Regions from separate parts of the Homo sapiens genome. Here all the other regions are linked to region 1. The links are chromatin contacts, found by Hi-C or POLR2A ChIA-PET in ENCODE. All regions are on one chromosome and are shown on one strand. Each heading gives the region's core, a stretch centred on a gene start or an enhancer-like site at or near the end of the contact. The rest is flanking DNA. Distances are from core to core; before and after follow the strand shown.

Region 1 (2,773 bases), core at 122-2,621:
TTTGCTTGTTTTAAAAATAGTCTCTTTGGCATGAGGAGGAGTCAGACATGAATTAAAACTCTAGAAAGAAAAATCAGCAACAGAAAAGACCTATAGAGATTTCATATTTCATCCTTTCATTCAAAAATATTTATTGAAACCCTAGTATTTGCATATCATGCTGCCAGACACTGAGGGATTTGCTAAAGAAATATTAAAGACCTTCTCCCTTCTTTGAGGAGCTTAGAGCTTACTTGGGGAGAACTGAGATAGACTTATGAAATAGTTAAGTTGTAATTCGAGGCAGCATATGATTAAATACCGAAATATGTACTTCTGACAAGAAATGCTATAGGAGTTCAGAAAAGGGAGTGATAACTCAGTGGCACTACTGTTTTCTGCCTACAAATTGGCAAATTGTAGCACTATTTGTATGAAATATTTTACACTTGTTTTTTTGGCAGCCTTAGGCTTTGACTCCCAGGCAGCATTAAGAGCCAACAAAAATATTTGTACTCCAGTCTCTTCGGAATTGGCTTATTTTTTTTTTTCTTATAGGCAGAGGAAGTGCCTTACACAAACCGGAGTGCCCATGAGAGGCAGGGAGTTTTTGACAGTCATGATCTATTTCAGATACAACCGAAAGAACCAGCTTCGTCATTCTGTTTTTCAATCCAGCAGTGCTTGTCTCTCCGTTGCAAACTCTCTCTGACATTGACAGGCGGTTTAATTTGAACTTAATGTCTTTGACGGATGAGCTAGCCATCAAGGGTCAGATAAATTTATGGCTTTGGAGAATTGCCGATGAAAATCCCCATGGTTATAATGTTGGAGAAGAAACTGACACAGATGTAGTGGGAGGTGGAACACAGATGTGCTTATTGGGAGCAGGGTTCCCCAAATGTCAGAAGCCGGTGACATGCTAAAGGTATTGTGCTTGGGGATGACGTTTAGTGAAACTCACTGACTTCCTGTTCTATTTTTGCCATATTCAAATTAACACAGAGCTCAAAGATGAAGCCATGAGGCCTAAATTCTTAAGAATTGAAAGAGAGAGAGAGTAGAGAAAGGAGAAAAAATAAAACCTTTAGGAAGCCAAATACACTGTTTGGGCCCATCCATTCCTCATTCCGCTCGGATCCCCTCCGGGACTCCCCGTAGCTGAATGTGGTCATCATTTGGTTGCTTTTCAATCTCATGATTCATGTGTTTTCAGTTTCTTTTAAAAATTCACCATCACTGGTTTACCACCCCTGCATTTTAATCTTCAGCCTTGAGGAGGTGTAGTACTAGAAATATTTCGTTCTTTCCTTGATGCTATTCAATGGAATATCTGTGGAGTCCAACACCCTTTGGCGATAACGTGCTGTTGGTATTTGTTCTTCTTGCCAGGTTGGTGCCCCGTCTGGTGAGGCAAGGGTTCCCAAGTTAGTGTGACCTAGAGTGACTGACACATCAAGCAAGCCAGTGATCTCACCACTCAGCTTCTGAGCATCTCTTTATCAAAGTAGTTGGCCCTGGCCACAGCTTAAGACTTATCTGGGTCAGCCTCTGAGCTGGCTGACTTGGGAAAATGGCCCTGGAAAAATGTTTCACCTATATCTTTTGATATAATTTGGTATCTGTCTAAATAAATGGTATGTAGCAGATGGTTATGGAATGTCTTATCAAATTCTTAGGCAGACTCTGCCCTTGAAATTTTTCTATTTAATTATCATACTGCAAAGCACAAAATAGTAACTTTGTTATTATTTTTAAACAAAATCAAGTTACACAATAGGTTGATATTCTGAGAATGAATAGCAAACCTAAAATTTATACAATATGTGAACTCTTCCTTGAGCTGTTCTTTGCTAGGCATTTCTAAAAGGGAGCTCCCTATTTCAGAATCCATGGGAGGATGTGTTTCAGATATATTTGGCGATGTCATCTTGAGAGATGGCTCAGGAGTCGAAGTTCACCATGTTGTCTACATTTGTTCTTTGCTCCTAGACATGATGGAAAAAAATGCTCTGCTGTTTTCTTGTTGCTTTTCATGGTTTTAGCATCATGTTCCTATTCTCGCTCAAATCAATAATCCACTGTACAAGGTCTGGCATTTTGTACTGAAGCCAAGTATAAGAAAGTTTTAACTAATGCACGTATGGGGTCGCTGTTTTAACTAACACACGTATGGGGTCGCTGTTTTGTTGCCTCGTTTTTTTAGGTGCACTTTTCAAGGAGATTGTGTACATTCAGAGAACTTAGAAAACTGGCTGGATATTTCGTCTGGAGCAAAAAAGTGCCCTAAAATTCAGATAATTCGAAGCAGTAAAGAAAAGGTAAGAGGAAAGATTTTAATTTGTCCTCGTTGTATTGTCTCATTTTGCACAGCGGATGCTAAATTTCTTCTGTGTGTAAAATATCCATTAGCAATCAAACATGCTTAGTGATAGCACTCCATTCATTTAGCACTCATTAACGAATATTGAGTGCCCACCAGATGCCATCCACTCTGCAAGGTGCTGGGGATACAGCGGTAACCAAGTCACATCATGGGCCTGCTCTCATGGAGTTTGTCGTCTTGTGGAGCTGAAGATGACCCTCAATGGTTGAACTGGAAGAAAAGTTGGACTTCTAATGTTGTAGAAATACATATTGCTTTTGAAAATAAAGAAAAAAGAGGTTCAGATTCATGGTCAACGAGATACCTTAAAGGTGGCTTAATTGCAGAATTTTGTTTAGTGTAATGGTCCCTTATCCTAATGTGTTGAGGCTTCCCCAGTAACCATCTTATGAACATAGCTTCCAACAG
Region 2 (2,773 bases), core at 104-2,603, 890 kb after region 1:
GAGCCACTTAGCACCGGCCTTGTTCTCTGAACTTTTGTTCAAACTCCTCTATCCCTCAAAAACGAAAAAAGGGCTGAACACAATCCTGCCTGTAGCACTTTGGGAGGCTGAGTGGGGGTGGATCACCTGAGGTCAGGAGTTCAAGACCAGCCTGGCCAATATGGTGAAAGGTCATCTCTATCTTAAAATTAAAAAAGATGGCCAGACGTGGTGACTCACGCCTGTAATCCCAGCACTTTGGGAGGGTGAGGTGGGTGGATCACTTGAGGTCAGGAGTTTAAGACCAGCCTGGGCAACATGGTGAAACCCTGTCTCTACTAAAAATTAAAAACTTAGCTGGGCATGGTGGCGCATGCCTGTAGTCCCAGCTTCTTGGGAGGCTGAGGCACAAGGATCGCTTGAAGCCGGGAGGCGGGGGCTGCAGTCAGCCGAGATCGTGCCACTGCACTCCAGCCTGGGTGACAGAGCGAGACCCTTTCTCAAAAAAAAAAAAAAAAAAAAAAAACACAACAACAATAAAGGAAAAGAAAAGAAAAAGTCACAATGCTAAGTGATTGAGAGTTTACCTGCACTCTCTAAATATTGGTATCTGGTGGATGCTTCAGGTACCCCCAAGAAATTTGCTTGTTCTGACTGCTAGCTGCGAAGCATTTGACAAACCCTAGACACAGGTATTTGTCTTCTCCTGTCATCCTGTATGTCAGGCAGCAGTAGCCATTGCATTTCAGAGGAGTAGCACACCCCAGGATGACTCTTGTGGTCCTCTGATTTTGGGAAGTCAGACATTTGGTTTGAGTCCTTGACATTCATGGACGTAAGCAAAATTATAAAGGTTGTCAGAAACACCTAGGTTCAAATCACAGCTCCACTGCTTACTACTCGTGTAACCTTAGATGTGTTATTGAACCTCTCTGAGCCTCCATTTTTCTAATCTGGAAGATCAAGATAATATCCACCCCACAAAGTTATCATAGAACTTAAAAGAGAAAATAAATATAAAACGAAACATGAGCACTGTGACTGATGCAGAGTAATAAATGATTCTGGCCACTACTCCACCTGCTCCTAAGATCCTAGTTGATTTCAGTGGTATGGACAATTGGAAACAGACTGCCTGGTTTCAAATCCTGGCTCTGCTAGTATAGCTGAGTGGCTTTTCTCAGCATAGAATGGGTATAATAACGACAACTTGCCTTACAGGTTGCTGTGAAGATGAAACGAAGTACTACACATAAAGTCTTTATGATGGTGCCTGGCATACAGTAAGTGTTACAAAAGCGTTTGCTTCTATTTTTATTAGATCAAAGGTTAGGTCTGAGAAGACAGTGTCTCATTATTTAGATTGTGCAGTGGAGCATGCTATGACTATTGGCATCTCTCCCTTCACCAGTCAAACCTTCCCAAATACCCACTTCCGCCACTCAGTCAGTAACTCAGTAATGTATTTTTATGAGTCATAGAGTTTCAGGTTTCCTCAGCACTTGAATTACATTATGGCAACATATTAAGTCACTGCAGGTTCCGGTCTGGGGCAAGGTGGTATCATAAATAATAATGGATTTCTTTTCCCGCCCTCCCTCCATTCTTTCTGAGATGGAGTCTTGCTCTATCACCCAGGCTGGAGTGCAGTGGAGTGATCTCGGTTCACTGCAACCTCCACCACCCAGGTTCAAGTGATTCTCCTGCCTCAGCCTCCCAAGTAGCTGGGATCATAGGCACATGCCACCATGTCTGGCTAATTTTTTTGTATTTTTAGTAGAGATGGGGTTTCACCATGTTGGCCAGGCTGGTCTCAAACTCCTGACCTCAGGTGATCCACCCGCCTTGGCCTCCCAAAGTGCTTGATTACAGGCGTAAGCTACTGCACCCAGCCCATAACAATGGACTTAAAAGCAAAAGACTTCGATTTGCATCCTGGCTGTGTCAAATATGTATCCGTAAGACAGCAACTCCATTTTTCTGTAATTTAGTTTCCTAATTTTTAGAAGGAGATTACACCTACCTCATAGGTTTGTTAGAACCTTTAAGTGACACCTACAAATTTCCTAATAACCTATAAAGCACTAGTTGTTCTTAAAAACAATTTGAAATAGCCACTTAAAAAATGATCAGCAAAGCACTTTCACCATTGTTATTCTATTCAGAAGAACATTTTAATCTCTGTGCTTCTAGCATACTGTTGCCTCTGCTCTCAGCCACTTCCTTGCATGGTAAATCAAGAGTAAAACTGCACGGTATTGGGAAAGAAGAAAAAGAAGAACAAAAAGTCAGTAGCTAACCTAAGTGCAAAAAGTGTTGGCAATATCTTTCCCTGTTATACTCACAAAAATCTATGTTTATGTATTCTTAAAAATAGGCCGGCACAGTGACTCACACCTGTAATCTCAGCACTTTGGGAAGCTAAGGTGGGAAGATTGCATGAGCTCAGGAGTTCAAGATCAGCCTGGGGAACATATGGAGACCCCATCTCTAAAAAAAAAATTTTTTTTTTTGAGACAGAATCTCTCTCTGTCACCTAGGCTGGAGTGCAGTGGTGGGATCTTCGCTCACTGCAACCTCCGCCTCCTGGGTTCAAGCAATTCTCCTGCCTCAGCCTCCTGAGTAGCTGGGACTACAGGTGCCTGCCACCATACTTGGCTAATTTTTGTATTGTTAGTAGAGATGGGGTTTAATCATGTTCATGTTAGCTAGGCTGGTCTCAAACTCCTGACCTCAAGTGATCTGCCCAGCTCAGCCTCCCGAAGTCCTGGTATTACAGGGGTGAGCTACCACA
Region 3 (2,773 bases), core at 194-2,693, 830 kb before region 1:
ACTAGAAAGACCAGTGCCTGCTCTGAGCTCTCCAGTGGTCCCCAGCCTCTCAGTCAGGCCTCACAGGCCCCTCTGCCAGAGGCGGAACCAGCTTGCCTCCGCTCTGCAGCCACACTGGCCTTTTCTTTCATTTCTGAGAACTCTCCTCACTCCCTCCCACTTTGGGCTCTGCAGAAATCCCAGTTCCCTTTGCCTTGAAAGCTCTTGGTCAATTTAGCTCCTCCTCCTTCAGCCCTCAGCTCCTGCCTTGCTGCCCCAATAATCTTTTTCTGACTGCAGATCTGGTCAAATCTTTGTCTGAAACCTTAGAGCCCATTACATTTGTAGTTTTACGTGTACACGTGTGATCATTTAATATTTGACGGTGTGCTCTCAGGTGCCTACGCTCCTGGAGAGGCAGGGGCTGACTGGTTTTGTTAGATGCCAGTGCCTGACACACAATAGGCCCTCAAGGGGTGAAAAACCAACCAACCAAGTCAGGACCCAAGCAACCTGGGCCTCTGTGGAAGGGCAGAATGGCCTGAGTTTGGGTTTCTCGAGCTACCTTAAGATCAGGCCTCCTGGCTCCTATCTTAGCCCTTCTAACACTCTGAAGTGTAGAGGTTGTTTGTTCCAAGTCCCCAAGGTACTGTAAGCTCCCAGATAGCAGAAATCCCATTATATTTTAGTGCTGTGGCCCCAGCATCCAGCTGCGCTGTTACTTAGCATGAGATCCACATGAAAACCATTTCGCAACTATTAGCCATTGCCAGTATTAATACTTTCCGGAAGGTGGCACAAAGTGGGGGATGTTATAGACAGCTTCAAAGAAACGTTTAAGCTAGAGTTGACTCTTTAAATAATACAAGCCATCCCCAACCAAAGATTAAAAATTTAAATACAAAAAAAAAAAAAGGAAATTTGCCTACCCCCCATTTGTGAAAACAAAGAAAAAAAAAACAGTTAACGTCTTAACTTTTCTAGGCCTTCACTCTCGCCTCTCCCCGCGCTACAAGGGCGAATTCTGGACGTATCTACACAGTCACCGCGGAGTCTGCAATCGCCGCGACGTCCCCTGGCATTTCTTGGCCAGGCTGCAACTTTGGTGACGGTGTATGTAGTTACATCCCCTGTAGTGCAGCTGGTATTTAGGGTCCTCATTGGCAAAGTTGAGGGTATAAGCAGGGAGGGAGGGGACCTTGGCTTCTTTCCATTCACTGGCATGTTTTCGGGGCACGGTCATCCCACGCTGGGCTCCAGCGCCAGTCCCAAGGCCTCGCCGAACTCCAGCCCGGGAGTGCGCGCGGCCCCGCCCACCGGGCGGCCGAGGTCCCGCCCCTACCTCCCCCGCCACACCTACCCACCCACCCCATTGCAATGGTCTCTGCACGCAGGCGCAGTGGCGCGCGGGGGAGGCGGGGCGCATGTGGGCTTCATTTAAACAGAGCAGAGGGGGCGGCGCGCGGTCGCCGCGGTGCTGCTGCTCAGTGGGAGCGGGTCTTCGCAACTGTCTCCGCGTGGCGCGCGCCTCTAGCCGCCCTTCCCCTGGCGGCTACGGCCGGAGGGAGCGGAGGCGAGCGGGAGTCGGGCTCCATGGAGAGCGGCGGACAACTGGGCAGAGGCGGAGCTTTCATCTCGGCACCCTGGTTCCAGTGACCCGCGCTAGCGTCCCGTCCCGCCCGCGTCGGAGCGGCCGCCGGCCCCGGGACTGACCGGCCTCGCCGCACCTCCCGCACCGACTAGCGCTCCCGGGCGCTCCTGCGCCCGACTCGCCCTCGCCCCCACTCCCCGGCGGGGTGGCGGCGGCCGGGCCCCCACGGCGGCGGCCGGAGCAGCAGCAGCAGCAGCAGGAGCCCGCCTCTATGATGAAGTTCAAGCCCAACCAGACGCGGACCTACGACCGCGAGGGCTTCAAGAAGCGGGCGGCGTGCCTGTGCTTCCGGAGCGAGCAGGAGGACGAGGTAGGGCGCCCGGCGCCGCACGCTGCCCTCCGGGGCGCCGGGGTCTAGGGCCCGGGTGCTTCCCCTCGCTCCCCGCCCCTGCGCAGGCTGCGGGGCTGGGAGGGATTAGCCCCCTTCCTCCCTCCCTCCTTTCCTCCCTCACTCCTTTCCTCCCTCACTTCTTCCTTCCTTTCTCTGGGCTGATAGATGAGACAAAGGGGGCTCGCCCAGCCCCAGTTTCTCCATCTGGGCACTCGAGAAGGCGCCTGGTCCCCGGGAAGGTCCCGGGCCGCGTAAGTCTCGCCTAGCGGGAGTCACCATCTTAACGTGCGAATTGAGTTGAAAGCCGGATAAACCTCGAGTGCTCAGCGAGAGGAGGGTGGAAATGGCGTGAGTGTTGCAGCAGAGCCCTTGTGCCTCTTTTACATATTTTCCTTCCATGTTACAGCCGTTTGCGGTCTCGGATTCGATCTAAGCATGTTTGTGGAGTAACAGACAGTCCTCGTGCTTGGAATTGAGTCTAGTCTTGGCAATTCTTGTGGGTCCATGAACCCGCAAGCTGTTGGCATAATTATGCCTCATTTTTAAAACGGCCTTCCCTTCTTAAAGTTTTCTGACTGCAGAAAAATGGTTAGTGAAAAATGTGGAATAATGCCAAAAGGGAGACGATGGACTAGAGATGGGCAAAGCTGCCATTTTCAGACAGTAATCTCCAGCTCTCAGCTTATGTATAAAGGGTTCTTTGCTGTCTGGCTTGACATCTGGAAAGGAGTAGCCTTTCTCGTTCTCAGAGCAGTCGTTCTTGGATAATTTACCCATCTGCATTGGGCTGAGAATGAGACCCTTGGGGTTTC
Region 4 (2,773 bases), core at 203-2,702, 770 kb before region 1:
GTGACATCTCCCTCATCTCAGATATATTTAAATGCAATTGGATGAAGCAGTATACAGTACATCATCCTCGAAGCCTAACAGGTCTTCCACTTAGTATGCATCTCCCCACAGATTTCACAAGAATGAGCAAGATTAACATACACGTTCACCAGGTTATATCAAGCAAAATGATGCTGCAATTGAGTCACTTTAACTGGCGCATTTAGTCACATAAATGTGCAACTAATTTCCTTCATAAAAACCGACACAAAAATTTAAGGTTTAGTTGTTGTGATGACAAGGAATATCTCACGTCTGAAGACTTGTCGATATTTCCTTAAGACTTTACAAAATCAAAGAATCGAAAATGTCATGGTTCCATACATACTTGTCAAAACACAGTATTCATAAACAGCCAATTAATAATTAAAACGCACAAAATTGAGGGGCAAAAGATTTCACGAGATCCCCCACAGAGGCCAAGGTAGGAAGATCTCTGAAGCCAGGAGTTTTGGAAGCCGCCTGGGCACTATAGCGAGGCCTCATATCTACGAAAAAGAGAGGAGAGGAGAGAAGAGGAGAGAGAAAGAGAATCCCCCATAACTGCGGCCCTCCCCCAGCCTTGTGTTAAAACTATTTCCTCGGAACAGCTCTGAAAGAGTTTGCCAACCAGAGTAAAATCACTTCGCAGAGATAAACGAGCGGAAACGTATTCAGAAGAGAGAGATCGCGGAAGCAAGGGCAGCGGGGCGCGGGGCCCCCACGTCCCGGGACCCAGGCAGCCGCGGCAACCAGGGGCGAGCATGTGCTGACCGCGGCAGGACGCGCGGGCCTCCCAGAGCCACTTCCCGGGGCGCAGGGCCCCGCCCGGCCTGACCCTCCCGGTTCATTCATTCTGCACCCGCGGTTGCCGCACCTCCGCGGCCCCGTCGGGGCGGAGAAGAGGGGCTTGGCTGCCGAGGGACCTTGTCGGGCCACAATCCCCACCAGGCGCCCGAGCCCCGCCGCGATTCCCGCGCGCCCGCGGCCTCCGGCGGGGGGGTGGTCTCAGAAGCTATGGAGGCCCGCGCCCAAGCCCAGAGACCCCCAGCCTTGCCGCCCCACCCTCCGCCGGGGCGTGGGACAGCACTCCCTGGCCCGCCGGGCAGCCGCCTGGAAGCCCCGGGTCCCCGCTGTCCGGCTGCCCCGCCGCGGCCGGAAGTCTCCCCGGCGCCCCCTCCTCAGCACCCGACTTCCCTCGCCGCCGCGGCCAACCCCTCTCCGCGCCGCCTCGGGCCTCCCAGAGCGGGCCGCGGGCCGAAGGAGGCGAGAGGCCGCGCTGCCTGCCCAGCTGAGCCGACGAGAGCAGAGCGAAGAGCTGGAGGCCGGCCTGGGCGGTTACCTTGATGATCCTGCGGGGCAGCCCGGCCATCTTGTCAGAACCCGAGTTCGGCCTCTGGTCTCGTCTCCGGCTCCTCTCGCCTCACGCACGAGTGGAAGTCCCGGGCTCCACTTCCGGGGGACGTTGCCGCGCCCGTCGCCGCAGCCGCCGCCGAGGCCCCTCGGGAAATGTAGTCCCTGCTCGGGCGCGGGCTCGGGCACGGGCGGGCTTCCCTCCGACCTGGCCCCCTCCCCCGTGCGCCCCGCCCCAACCGCTGCCGGGGATGGCGGAAGTGACGCTCTGTTGCGGGGCAGGGACTTGGGACAGGCCGCGAGGGGAGGCGCGGGGCTCTGGCGCTCGTGGCCGAGCCTGCCCGCGACGGTGGTACGGCACGACCCGCGCGCGACTGCGCGCGCGTCTCTCTTAACCGTGGCCACGCCCGCGCCGGTGGACGACGTAACAGAGGCCTGGCCTACGACGTATCCCATTCATTCATTCACGCGTTCGTTCTTTCAGCTCACGCGTTCGTTCTTTCAGCTCAGCCTGCATTGCGCGCGTTCCCTGCTGGCTCTGCAGTGAACGACTGAGGTGGGGCTCATCGTCTTGCTCCTTCCTCAAAGGGAGGGCAAGACCGAAACTCGGTGGCAAAGCTCTGACTGGGGGTCTCTCCAGTTACTCACACGCTGTTGGGGGAGTTTTGATGTTTAAATTGTATAAATCGGACCTCTGACACGCCCCTAGGCCCAGGGTAGGCTGAAGGAAAAGGGTTTGGAGCGAGTTGGAGGCGGGAAGAATGGTTCTGAACGCCTAGACCTAAAGGTTGAGACTCAGAATTGTTAACAGGACGAATGACCAAGGAGAGGTTTAAAGAACCCAGAGTAATCCGTAAAGCAGAGATTACCTATAGAGTGCGAGGTCCTATGAGAGAATTAGAGTGGGGGTGCCCGAAAATTGAATTGTTGGGGAAGCGTTTTATCCTGATGACGGATGGTTTGCTGTGTGATGGACTGTTTGCAAGCACTTTACTTCATCTTCACAGCAATCGTGAGGAGGTGTTGTTTCCATTTTACAAATGAGGCTTAGATAGTTAACCTTTTCCAAGGAGCTGTTTTGTCCCCAGGCAGATCCGCCAAGACCTGGCCCTTAACTACTTAACCACAGTGTTTCCTAGCACACTAACAGACAGTAGATGGTGAATAAATGAAGACAAGACTGACCGTGCCTTCCAGGAACTTAGATTCCAATGGAGAAGAGAGACCAGTAAACAATTAGTTACAATCCAATGTGTTAAGGGCTGTCTGTAATACAGGTTCCTCCAAGGTGCTATTTTAGCAGAGAGGCATTAACTGCTTGAGAACTCAGGGAAGCCTTCTTAAATAAGTGAAGTCCTCAATGATGAGTAAGAACCTACCTGACCTTGTAGGGAAGAGTATG
Region 5 (2,773 bases), core at 108-2,607, 670 kb after region 1:
TGCCCCCTCCTGCACACGCCTGCGCCGCGGCCGCCAAGCCGGCGGGGGCGGGGCGGGGTAGCGCTGGCCGCGGGGTCCCCGGGGCTCTCCCGGGCTGCGGCGGAGGCGCGGAGCCGGCCAAGGGCGCACTGAGCTCGCGGAGCTCCGGGGCCCCGGGGCCTTTCTGCCGCCGTCGCAGCGTCCCCGCCTCCTCGGGCCGCTTCGCCCCTCTCCTCTTCCTCGAGTTCTGGCCCCACCAGGAGCGGAGCGAGTCTCCGATGCCTGCCCCGCGGCCCCCAGAACTGAGCTGGAGAAGCTTTGGGGTGAAAGCTGGGCCCACCCTACAGGGACCCCAAGTTTGCGGAGCAAGAGTGGATTGGCGGAGAGCGCAGATGGCAATTCTCACCCGCCTTAAAAGTACCACCTTAAAATTCTCCCCATGGGATGGGAAGGTGGCCCGCTAATGTCCGTTCCTACTCTTCGTTTTCTTTTTAATTTTTCAGACAGGGTCTCGCTCTGTCCCCCAGGCTGAGCGCAGGGGCGCGATTTCGGCTCACTGCAGCCTTGCGATTCTCCCAGGCTCAAGCGATCCTCCCGCCTCAGCCTTCCCAGTAGCTGGGACCACAGGCGAGTGCTCCACTACGCCCGGCTAATTTTTGTATTTTTATTCTTTTGTAGAGACTGGTGTCTCGCCATTTTGCCCAGGCTGGTCTCGAACTCCTGGCCTCAAGCGACCCTCCAGCCTCGGCCTCCCAAAGTGCTGGGATGAGAGGTGTGAGCCAGTGCGTCGGCCCTTTACCATTCTTTAGATTCTGCGATTGTTTTTTGAAAGTCCTGAGCATTCATAAAGCTTTCCGAGGAGGGGTGGGAAGAGAGTTAAGAGCGGTAAACAGCAGATCCACCCGGGGCTGGAGGAAACACCGTGGAACAGAGACCGTCTGGTCTCATTCAGGTGAAGGAGCTCGGCAGGGGAAGAGGTCAGCATCCCCATTCCAGCGAAACCCACGGGTTTTCCTAGCAGTCCCCTGTGTGCACAGCTTTCTCTTCACAATCGACCTCCACCCCAACTTTTCCAAACAACACGGGAGCCCATCCCCAAATGCTAATGCTTCTGCGGGAAAAAAATGAGAAGGGGGAAAAATGTATTCCCCAGATCATGAAAACGCTGCACACCCTTGAGCTCAGAATGCAGGATCTAAATCCGCAAGAACAGGATGGAATGATGTGGGAAGGTCTTCCAGGAAGAAATCTGATTTTATTCTGCTTCGACTGCTGAACAAAGTAAATCAAATAGCACGGAACTCAAGGCAGCCTGAATTTTGTGTAGAAAAAAATATCTCTTGTTTGTCAGAGGATCCTTTGAAAAGCATCCAAGGACGCTTGTGTTTCCAAAGCGGCTGTGACAGGTATGCAGGCAGACAGCAGTGGGAATGCAAAGGCTTGTGCCGGGTAAACACTTCTCATGAGTGTTTCAGCTTTGGCATTGCCTTTATGCCAGTTATTCTGGCAGATCACCACTGCCAAAGAAATACCTTTATAATTTTCTAACATTGATTGTCAGCAGCACTATAGAGACCGTAATATTACACGAAGTACCTTAATGATCTAATGAATAAAAACATTTTGTCTGGATTTCTCTTTGGTGCCTATCAGCACAGATAGGGGGAGGAGTGACTGATGTGTGAGGGGGAAATGTAAGAAACGACAATTAATGACACTTGCTATGTCCCTTTTTTACTTTATCTTATGATCTGTATGCAGTGGGTTTTTTCCTCCCTGGATATATAATCTCTTCTGATTGAGCTTTTATGTTTTTGCCTTTCTTTGGGAAAATAACAATGTTAGTAAGTGTACTTCTGAGCCATACCTGTCTTATCATTTCAATCCACACAACTCTATGAAGTACGTACTGGGATATTATGGTTTTTTTAGAGGGAGATACTCGAGCTCAGAGAGGGCAGGTCATTTGCCCGAGATCATACAGCTTGTTAGTGGCACAGCCTGGATTTCAACTCAGGCAGTCTGACACGAGGACCCTCTCACTTAATGCCCATGCAATACTGCCCTCCTCTGCTTCATAGAAAAGGTGCAACTGTGTAAAGGTGTTCCTGGAAGTAAAAACGTGAGCTTTTGTCATAGATTAGTCACTTGACATCTCAGAGCCTTAGCTTCCTCATCAGTAAAATGACAACTTGGACTAAATAGATGCATTAAAGGCCTAGCCAGAAGTAAAGTTCAAGATTTAGAGTATTACTATGTGAGTATTAGAGTATCAGTATTCTTGCTCAGCATTGTAAGAAATCTTAACCTGGAGATACAGTGTTAGCCACTTCATTGGTTTGTGTGATCTCACCACAGCGCCTTGTTTTAACACTACTTGTGCTGCTTTCTACAACATTACCTCTTCCTGCTCCTTCTAATTAATACTCTTTGCTTTGCAAATGTGATATCTAATCAATTTAATGTTCTTTTTTTTTTTTTCTTTTCTTTGAGACGGAGTCTTGCTCTGTCGTGCCCAGTCTGGAGTGCAGTGGCGCGATCTCGGCTCACTGCTACTTCTGCCTCCTGGGTTTGAGCAATTCTCCCACTTCAGTCTCCCAAGTAGCTGGGACTACAGGCACCCACCACCACACCCAGCTAATTTTTTATATTTTTAGTAGAGGCAGGATTTTACCATATTGGCCAGGCTGGTCTTGAACTTCCAACGTCAGGTGATCCACCTACCTCGGCCTCCCAAAGTGTTGGAATTACAGACGTGAGCCACCGAGCCCGTCCTAATGTTCATTTCTTACTA
Region 6 (2,773 bases), core at 198-2,697, 640 kb before region 1:
TCTTTTAAAAAGTAGGTCACATTTCAAGTAGGTCATATTTCGGGGGCGGGTGCGCAGACAAGGAGATGAGTTTCCACTAAGGCCAGGGGGCCTCCAACGGGGTTGGAGGTGAGAATCCCAGGTAGGGTAGAGGTGCCGAGATCCTTCCGAATCCCAGCCCTGGGGCGTCAGCCCTGCAGGGAATGGCAGAGACACTCTCCGGACTGAGGGAACCGAGGCCAGTCACCAAGCCCCTTCCGGGCGCGCAGGTAAGGGCGCCCCCTTAGCAGCCGGCGCAGGTGACCCGGGCGGGCCGCCGGGTCTACCGGAGACGTTGGAGCAGAGGGGAGGAGGAAGGGAGGAGCCGGGTGGGTGCGGGTGACAAGGAGCCGGAGCGCCAGGGGGAGGGGACTAAGGACGGCCGGCGCCGCTTAAGGAGGCGCTGCTCTCCCGCTCGCTGCCTTCCAGGACCTGATCAAGGGGACCGCCTCCGGTCCCCGGCCGTGGGCACCGGGACGAGCACGGCGTCCCCACGCCATCGATGTGTCTTAGAGCCGGAGAGTCTGGTTTCCGAGGACCCACAGTCGCTCCTGCACGCCCACCCCCCGCAAAAGTGCGGCCAGGAGGGTCGCATCGAGGGGGCGCCGCCGGGATGTTTAGAGGAACCCACCCCCGTGGCAGGCCAAGGGCCAAGGATCGCTATCCTTCCCTGAACCCGGGCGCTCAGCTGGCCCGGGTAGGGGGCAGGCTCCGGCCGCCGAAACGGGGTTGGCTGTAGCCGGTGGCCGGGGAGATCTCTAGCTTGCGCCCGAGCACCCCGGGGTGTGGGGCCAGAGGCAGGCCGACCCCGGCGTGCACACCGCCCGCCCTGCACCCGAGCGCTCTCACCCGGTCTTCCCTGAAGCCTGTGTATTGCGACCGAGCCTCTTTAAAGCAGTAGCGGGGCCCGCGGTCACGTGAGGCCGATTCCTGGAAAGTTCCTGGAAAGCCGCCTCCGCAGCAGCCGGGCGGGGCGCGAGCGGAGCGCTGACTGGGGAGGGAGGCGGGGAGCAAGGGAGGCGCGTCGGTCTGGGAAGTCGCGCGCACTCGCTGCTCCTGGGACCGACGTTTAACTCTTGCCAAGTCTCGTCGCAGCCGCCGCGGCTGGCGGGCCTTGGGCTTCCCCTGAAGCATGAGCCCTCTCGCCCGCAGCCACCCTCACCGCGTGGCCCGCGGACAGTGCGCGCCGGGGTCCCGGGTGCACAGCCTCAGGATACCCCGTGCCCGCAGCTCGGGCGCCCGCGGCAGGTACCGGTAGTGGGGGAAGCCCGAAGGCTCCGCCCCGAGGAGAGTTACCGGGGAGGGCGGCGAGGCGCGGCCGCGTGCGCCGGGGAGCGGCGGACGGCCTGGGCTTCCGCAGCTCGGAGCGCCGGGGAAGAGAGAGTCCGAACCGCGGCTCTGCCCCGCGGCCTAGCGTTGCTGCCTGCTTTCTCCAGCCCCTTCTCGGCGTCTGGAAGTGTCTGGAGTTTCTTTTTTTTATTTCCCCTAAACTGCCATTCAAATTAATAATCCTCCTAATAACCTGATCTCCCGCTCCTCCCCACCGGCCTGCCTCCCGCCCTCGCTCCTTCCTCCCTCCCTCCCTCTCTCCTTCCCACCTCCAGGGTCGCAGCCGGAGGGAAACCCGGCAGCAGTCCGAGAGTGGAGGTGTCCCAGCCCGTAGGGGGCGTCGCCGCGCGGTGGGGGATGGGGTCGAGGCAATGATCCTCGAGGCTTTTGTGTGCCCTCTGCGCACGGAACTCCGACCGCCGCCTCCGAGCGCGGGGCTGGTTGCATCCCCGGGCATCTCGTTCCCAAATTAAACGTTAACGGGGGAAACAAGGGCAGACGCCCCTCCTCTCCCGGGCCCCTCCCACCTCCCCTTTTCCCCCCACCCCCCCGCCCCATGTCCGCTGAGGAGGCTGCCTGGTGCGGAGGCGGCGGCGGCGGCCGCGGCCGAGGTCGAGGTAAGAGCGCGGCGTTGGTGGTTTGCATTTTCCGCAGCGCTCGCGACCGCCCGCTCGGCCCCGGCCTCGCCTCGGAGCCCCGCGAGGGCTGCGCGCTCGGGCCGATTCCTCGACAGCGCCCGCGGCGGCGAGAACCACCGCAGCCATCCTGGTCCGGGAGCGACCGCCGCGGCACCCCCAACCCCGCCAGAGCGGGCACCAGGAAGCGGGGGGAGGGGAGCGAGGAGCCTCCCGGGCGGAGATGCGGCAGCTCCCGCACCTCCGCACCCCGGGTTGGTGCCTCGGGGCCCCGCAGCGCTTTAGGGCGGAGAACCAAGTTTGTGTGGGTGCTTCTTCCTGGGGGCCCTCGGGCTGCGCCAGGTGTGAGACCGGAATGCCAATTTGGGGAATCTCTCCTGTTCTTTCCTTTTTAATTTTTTCTACTTGTCCTTGACAAGGGCCTATTCCCACTGGATCTGCAGGTGACTATTTGCTCTTCCTAGGTCGCCAGTCTTTGATTTCAGCTAGTGACCCTGGGCGGGAAGACACCCTGTTCACCCTCCTCCTGACCTCCGCCCCCCACCTCTTCAGCCAACTTTATCTTGGATCTCTGCTCTCTTTATCTTTTCTCTAGAGCTGGGCCAGGGCGCTAACTGGAAGCTTGGGGTTAAATGGTGCAGGAACGTAGAGGCGGAGGAGTCCCTGGGATTTTCCACGTCTATTTCCCCACCCCCACCCCAGCCGCAGGGGTCCAGTTTGGACTGACCCAACCTCCCGCTTTCTCTTTGTAGGCGATCAGTGGGTGACCGCGGCTGCGAGGGACTTTGTCA
Region 7 (2,773 bases), core at 74-2,573, 550 kb after region 1:
TTAATTTATACTCTAGGGGCAGTTGCTTAGCATTTGAAAGACTTTAACAAAAAATTGGTATTTCCAAAAAAATTGGCTATTATAAGGCTTCGGCTGCCTTTATCTTTAATAAACATCAGACGGTTTGTTAATAAGCATAGTGGATATTAGAAATTATTTTGGATGAAAATAGGTGTTCAAAATACAGTTATGCACTGCTTAACTACGTTTCAGTCAATGGACTGTGTAGAAACAATGGTGGCTCCTTAAGATTATAATGGAGCTGACAAATTCCCATCCTCCTCTAGTGACTCACAGCCGTCATAATGCTGCAGCGTAATACATTACTCATGTGTTTGTGGTGTTGCTGGTGGAAACCAACCTACTACTCTTCCATTTGTGTAAAGTGTAGCACATACAGCTATGTACAGTACATAATACCTGATAATAAAACAACTATGTTACCAGTGTATGTATTTACTATGCTATACTTTTTATTGTTATTTTAGAGTGTACTCCTTCTACTTATGAAAAAAAGAGGTTAACTGTAAAACAGCTTCAGGCAGGTCCTTCAGGAGATATTCCAGAAGAAGGCATTGTTATCATAGGAAATGACAGCTTCAAATGTGTTATTGCCCCTGAAGACCTCCCAGTGGGACAAGACGTGGAGGTGGAAGACAGTGAAACTGATGATCCTGACCCCGTGTAGGCCAAGGCTAATGTGTGTGTTCGTGTCTTAGTTTATAACAAAAAATTGAAACAGTAAAAATATAAATAATAGAAAAAAGCTTACAGAATAAGGATATAAAGAAACTATTTTTTGTATAGCTATCCAATATATTTGTGTCCTAAGTGTTATTATGAACGTGTCAAAAGTTTCTTAAAATTTATTTTTAAAGTTACAGTAAGTTAAGGTTTATTATTAAAGAAAAAATTTTAAATGAATATAGTGTAGTCTTAGTATACAGCGTTTAAAGTTTACACTTGTGTGAGTGGTCACATTCACTTACCACTCACTGATTCACCCAGGGCAACTTCCAGTCCTATAAACTCCCTTCATGGTAAATGCCCTATACAGGTGTGCCATTTTTAATCTTTTATAACCCACTGTGTTTTTACTGTACCTTTTCTGTTTAGATATGTGTAAATACACAAATACCACCATGTTACAACTGCCTATTCAGTATGGTAACACTTTGTATTGGTTTTTAGCCTAGGAGCAACAGGCTACAGCATATAGTGTAGGTGTGTAGTAGGCTATGCCATCTAGGTTTGTATAAGTACACTATGATGTTTACACAATGACAAAATTGACTAACGATACATTTCTCAGACCATATCCCTGTTGTTAAGCAATGCACGACAGTGCAGTAAGGGCTCACTTCATGTCATCAACAGGAAACTGCAACTTTCAGTGAAACAACATATAGTGAAACTGATTTTGCCACAGGCTAATTGAGATCAACAAGAGCTAAGTTCTTATGGCATATTTCTGATCACAAAAAAAATCACAAAACTTCTAAATAAAAACCAAAACATTTATAATATTAAACACTGAAATACATGTGAGCTATACATACATTTAAGTAAGGTTAATAAACACAAGGAAGATAATTATTTGCCCAGTTATTCCTGTTTCAGGGTCAAGGGTAGCTGGAGCCTGTCCCGGCAGCTGAGGCTGCAACATTGGGACCCATCCTGGACAGGATACATCCCCTAGCAGGGTGCACTCAGACCCACACCCCCACCACACACACCCCTGCCACACACACACACACACACACGCTCTCTCTCTCTCACTCAGGCTGGGACCACATGCCAGTTAACCAAACATGTACATCTCTGCGATGTAGGAGGAAATTGGGAGACCTGGAGAAAACCCATGCAGATGTGGGAGGATGTGCAAACTCCACACAGACAGGGGCCCCAGCCAGGAACAGACTTTCTCATCAAGGTGATCATGAAATGACACCGATTGAAATGACATCATTTGAGGACTTGCTGTATATGGATCAGCTGGAAATGCTGTACAGGCCACTCCGCCTTCTTATGACCAGGGTGTGAGAATTCAGCAACGCCAGCAGCCTCCATCCCTCCAGTCTTACGTTATGGAGGATTCTGTGGCCTGCGTGACTCTAAGTAAAGTTAGCTCAATGCTATGGCTACAACACTGCTGCTGCACAGGCCACAGGAGAGCCTTTCATGCAAGGTGTTTGTCTAAGCGGCTGAAAGCTGGGAGCTTGGGCCTCTCCAGCGCAGTTTACAGCACAGGCTGTGTGCCTGCTTGGTCATGCATGTTTGTCCCCGTAGCAGGATTGGTTTGAGAACTGCTCTTGCTTTCTCCTTTCACCCTTACAGAGGTTGTGGAGTAGAGATCTGTCATCACTGGAGGCTCCTGGTATCAACCATACATAACCTATTAGCTGTGAACCACTAAACTGGCTTAGGTCAGTTTACCACAAAGGCTGTGTATGCCTGAACTTCAGCAGTGATTATCTACAGATGGTGGGATTATACAATTCCAACCCCCACCCCCCAACTCCCTTTGTGCTTATCTGTTTTCTAATTCTTCCTATAATATGTATGTATTTGTACAAGGTGGGTGGGTCACTTGAGGTCAGGAGTTCAAAACCAGTCTGGCCAACATGGTGGAACCCTGTATCTACTAAAAATACAAAAAAAATTAGCGGGGTGTGGTGGCAGGTCCCTGTAATCCCAGCTACTTGGGAGCCTAAGGCAGGAGAATCTCTTGAACCCGGGAGGTGGAGGTTGCAGTGAGATGAGATCCCACCAC

What was found. A loop is a pair of places that touch in the nucleus more often than their neighbours do. ChIA-PET counts read pairs that join two places held with the same protein, here RNA polymerase II (POLR2A). Pooled maps may share reads with other maps.
Region 2: a map with no recorded cell type shows a loop between it and region 1 (20-fold over the local background). The contact joins two enhancer-like sites. A Hi-C loop is called at or near these places in 2 of 37 single-sample maps with no recorded cell type and 5 of 50 pooled maps.
Region 3: a map of naive thymus-derived CD4-positive, alpha-beta T cell shows a loop between it and region 1 (7-fold over the local background). The contact joins the promoter of NUDT4 here to the enhancer-like site in region 1. A Hi-C loop is called at or near these places in 1 of 168 maps with a recorded cell type or tissue (naive thymus-derived CD4-positive, alpha-beta T cell) and 6 of 50 pooled maps. POLR2A ChIA-PET finds 5 or more read pairs at or near these places in 1 of 52 experiments (GM12878).
Region 4: a map of B cell shows a loop between it and region 1 (5-fold over the local background). The contact joins the promoter of UBE2N here to the enhancer-like site in region 1. A Hi-C loop is called at or near these places in 1 of 168 maps with a recorded cell type or tissue (B cell), 1 of 37 single-sample maps with no recorded cell type and 10 of 50 pooled maps.
Region 5: a map with no recorded cell type shows a loop between it and region 1 (12-fold over the local background). The contact joins two enhancer-like sites. A Hi-C loop is called at or near these places in 3 of 37 single-sample maps with no recorded cell type and 3 of 50 pooled maps. POLR2A ChIA-PET finds 5 or more read pairs at or near these places in 2 of 52 experiments (GM12878 and PC-3).
Region 6: a loop to region 1 is called in a pooled map, with 11 times the contacts of the local background. The contact joins the promoter of SOCS2-AS1 here to the enhancer-like site in region 1. A Hi-C loop is called at or near these places in 1 of 37 single-sample maps with no recorded cell type and 10 of 50 pooled maps. POLR2A ChIA-PET finds 5 or more read pairs at or near these places in 1 of 52 experiments (Panc1).
Region 7: a loop to region 1 is called in a map with no recorded cell type, with 4 times the contacts of the local background. The contact joins two enhancer-like sites. A Hi-C loop is called at or near these places in 2 of 37 single-sample maps with no recorded cell type and 5 of 50 pooled maps.

What each region holds. Positions count from the first base shown.
Region 1 is chr12:94,207,405-94,210,177 of GRCh38, forward strand. It overlaps PLXNC1 (plexin C1), which reads left to right. Exons shown (of 31, transcript NM_005761.3): 5 at 2,186-2,300. Among named protein-coding and RNA genes, the nearest start is that of PLXNC1-AS1, 32 kb to the left of the region's middle. RefSeq lists enhancers at 325-394, 1,045-1,304. Within about 2 kb of position 1,372, at least 12 of the 41 ENCODE cell types and tissues checked have a DNase peak (open chromatin) inside an H3K27ac peak, as active enhancers do; they include B cell and GM12878, where a contact is called at or near this core.
Region 2 is chr12:95,101,963-95,104,735 of GRCh38, forward strand. The region is part of intron 14 of FGD6 (FYVE, RhoGEF and PH domain containing 6); the gene reads right to left. Among named protein-coding and RNA genes, the nearest start is that of NR2C1, 30 kb to the left of the region's middle. Within about 2 kb of position 1,354, at least 4 of the 41 ENCODE cell types and tissues checked have a DNase peak (open chromatin) inside an H3K27ac peak, as active enhancers do.
Region 3 is chr12:93,376,482-93,379,254 of GRCh38, forward strand. NUDT4 (nudix hydrolase 4) reads left to right here and starts at 1,444. Exons shown (of 5, transcript NM_019094.6): 1 at 1,444-1,940. The coding sequence starts at 1,842. It overlaps LOC643339 (a long non-coding RNA gene), which reads right to left and starts at 1,255. Exons shown (of 5, transcript NR_040096.1): 1 at 956-1,255. RefSeq lists an enhancer at 1,040-1,979 and silencers at 1,216-1,555, 1,776-2,075.
Region 4 is chr12:93,440,495-93,443,267 of GRCh38, forward strand. It overlaps UBE2N (ubiquitin conjugating enzyme E2 N), which reads right to left and starts at 1,453. Exons shown (of 4, transcript NM_003348.4): 1 at 1,361-1,453. The coding sequence starts at 1,390. RefSeq lists silencers at 669-788, 819-958, 1,109-1,318, 1,399-1,858 and an enhancer at 1,351-1,988.
Region 5 is chr12:94,873,739-94,876,511 of GRCh38, forward strand. No RefSeq gene overlaps it. Among named protein-coding and RNA genes, the nearest start is that of MIR492, 41 kb to the left of the region's middle. RefSeq lists silencers at 1-186, 197-296. Within about 2 kb of position 1,358, at least 3 of the 41 ENCODE cell types and tissues checked have a DNase peak (open chromatin) inside an H3K27ac peak, as active enhancers do.
Region 6 is chr12:93,569,951-93,572,723 of GRCh38, forward strand. It overlaps SOCS2-AS1 (SOCS2 antisense RNA 1), which reads right to left and starts at 1,448. Exons shown (of 4, transcript NR_038263.1): 1 at 1,315-1,448. SOCS2 (suppressor of cytokine signaling 2) reads left to right here and starts at 2,725. Exons shown (of 2, transcript NM_001270471.2): 1 at 2,725-2,773. RefSeq lists silencers at 492-541, 602-791, 1,162-1,441, 1,802-1,851, 1,862-2,171.
Region 7 is chr12:94,761,433-94,764,205 of GRCh38, forward strand. No RefSeq gene overlaps it. Among named protein-coding and RNA genes, the nearest start is that of MIR492, 72 kb to the right of the region's middle. RefSeq lists a silencer at 1,087-1,136 and an enhancer at 1,457-1,516. Within about 2 kb of position 1,324, at least 7 of the 41 ENCODE cell types and tissues checked have a DNase peak (open chromatin) inside an H3K27ac peak, as active enhancers do.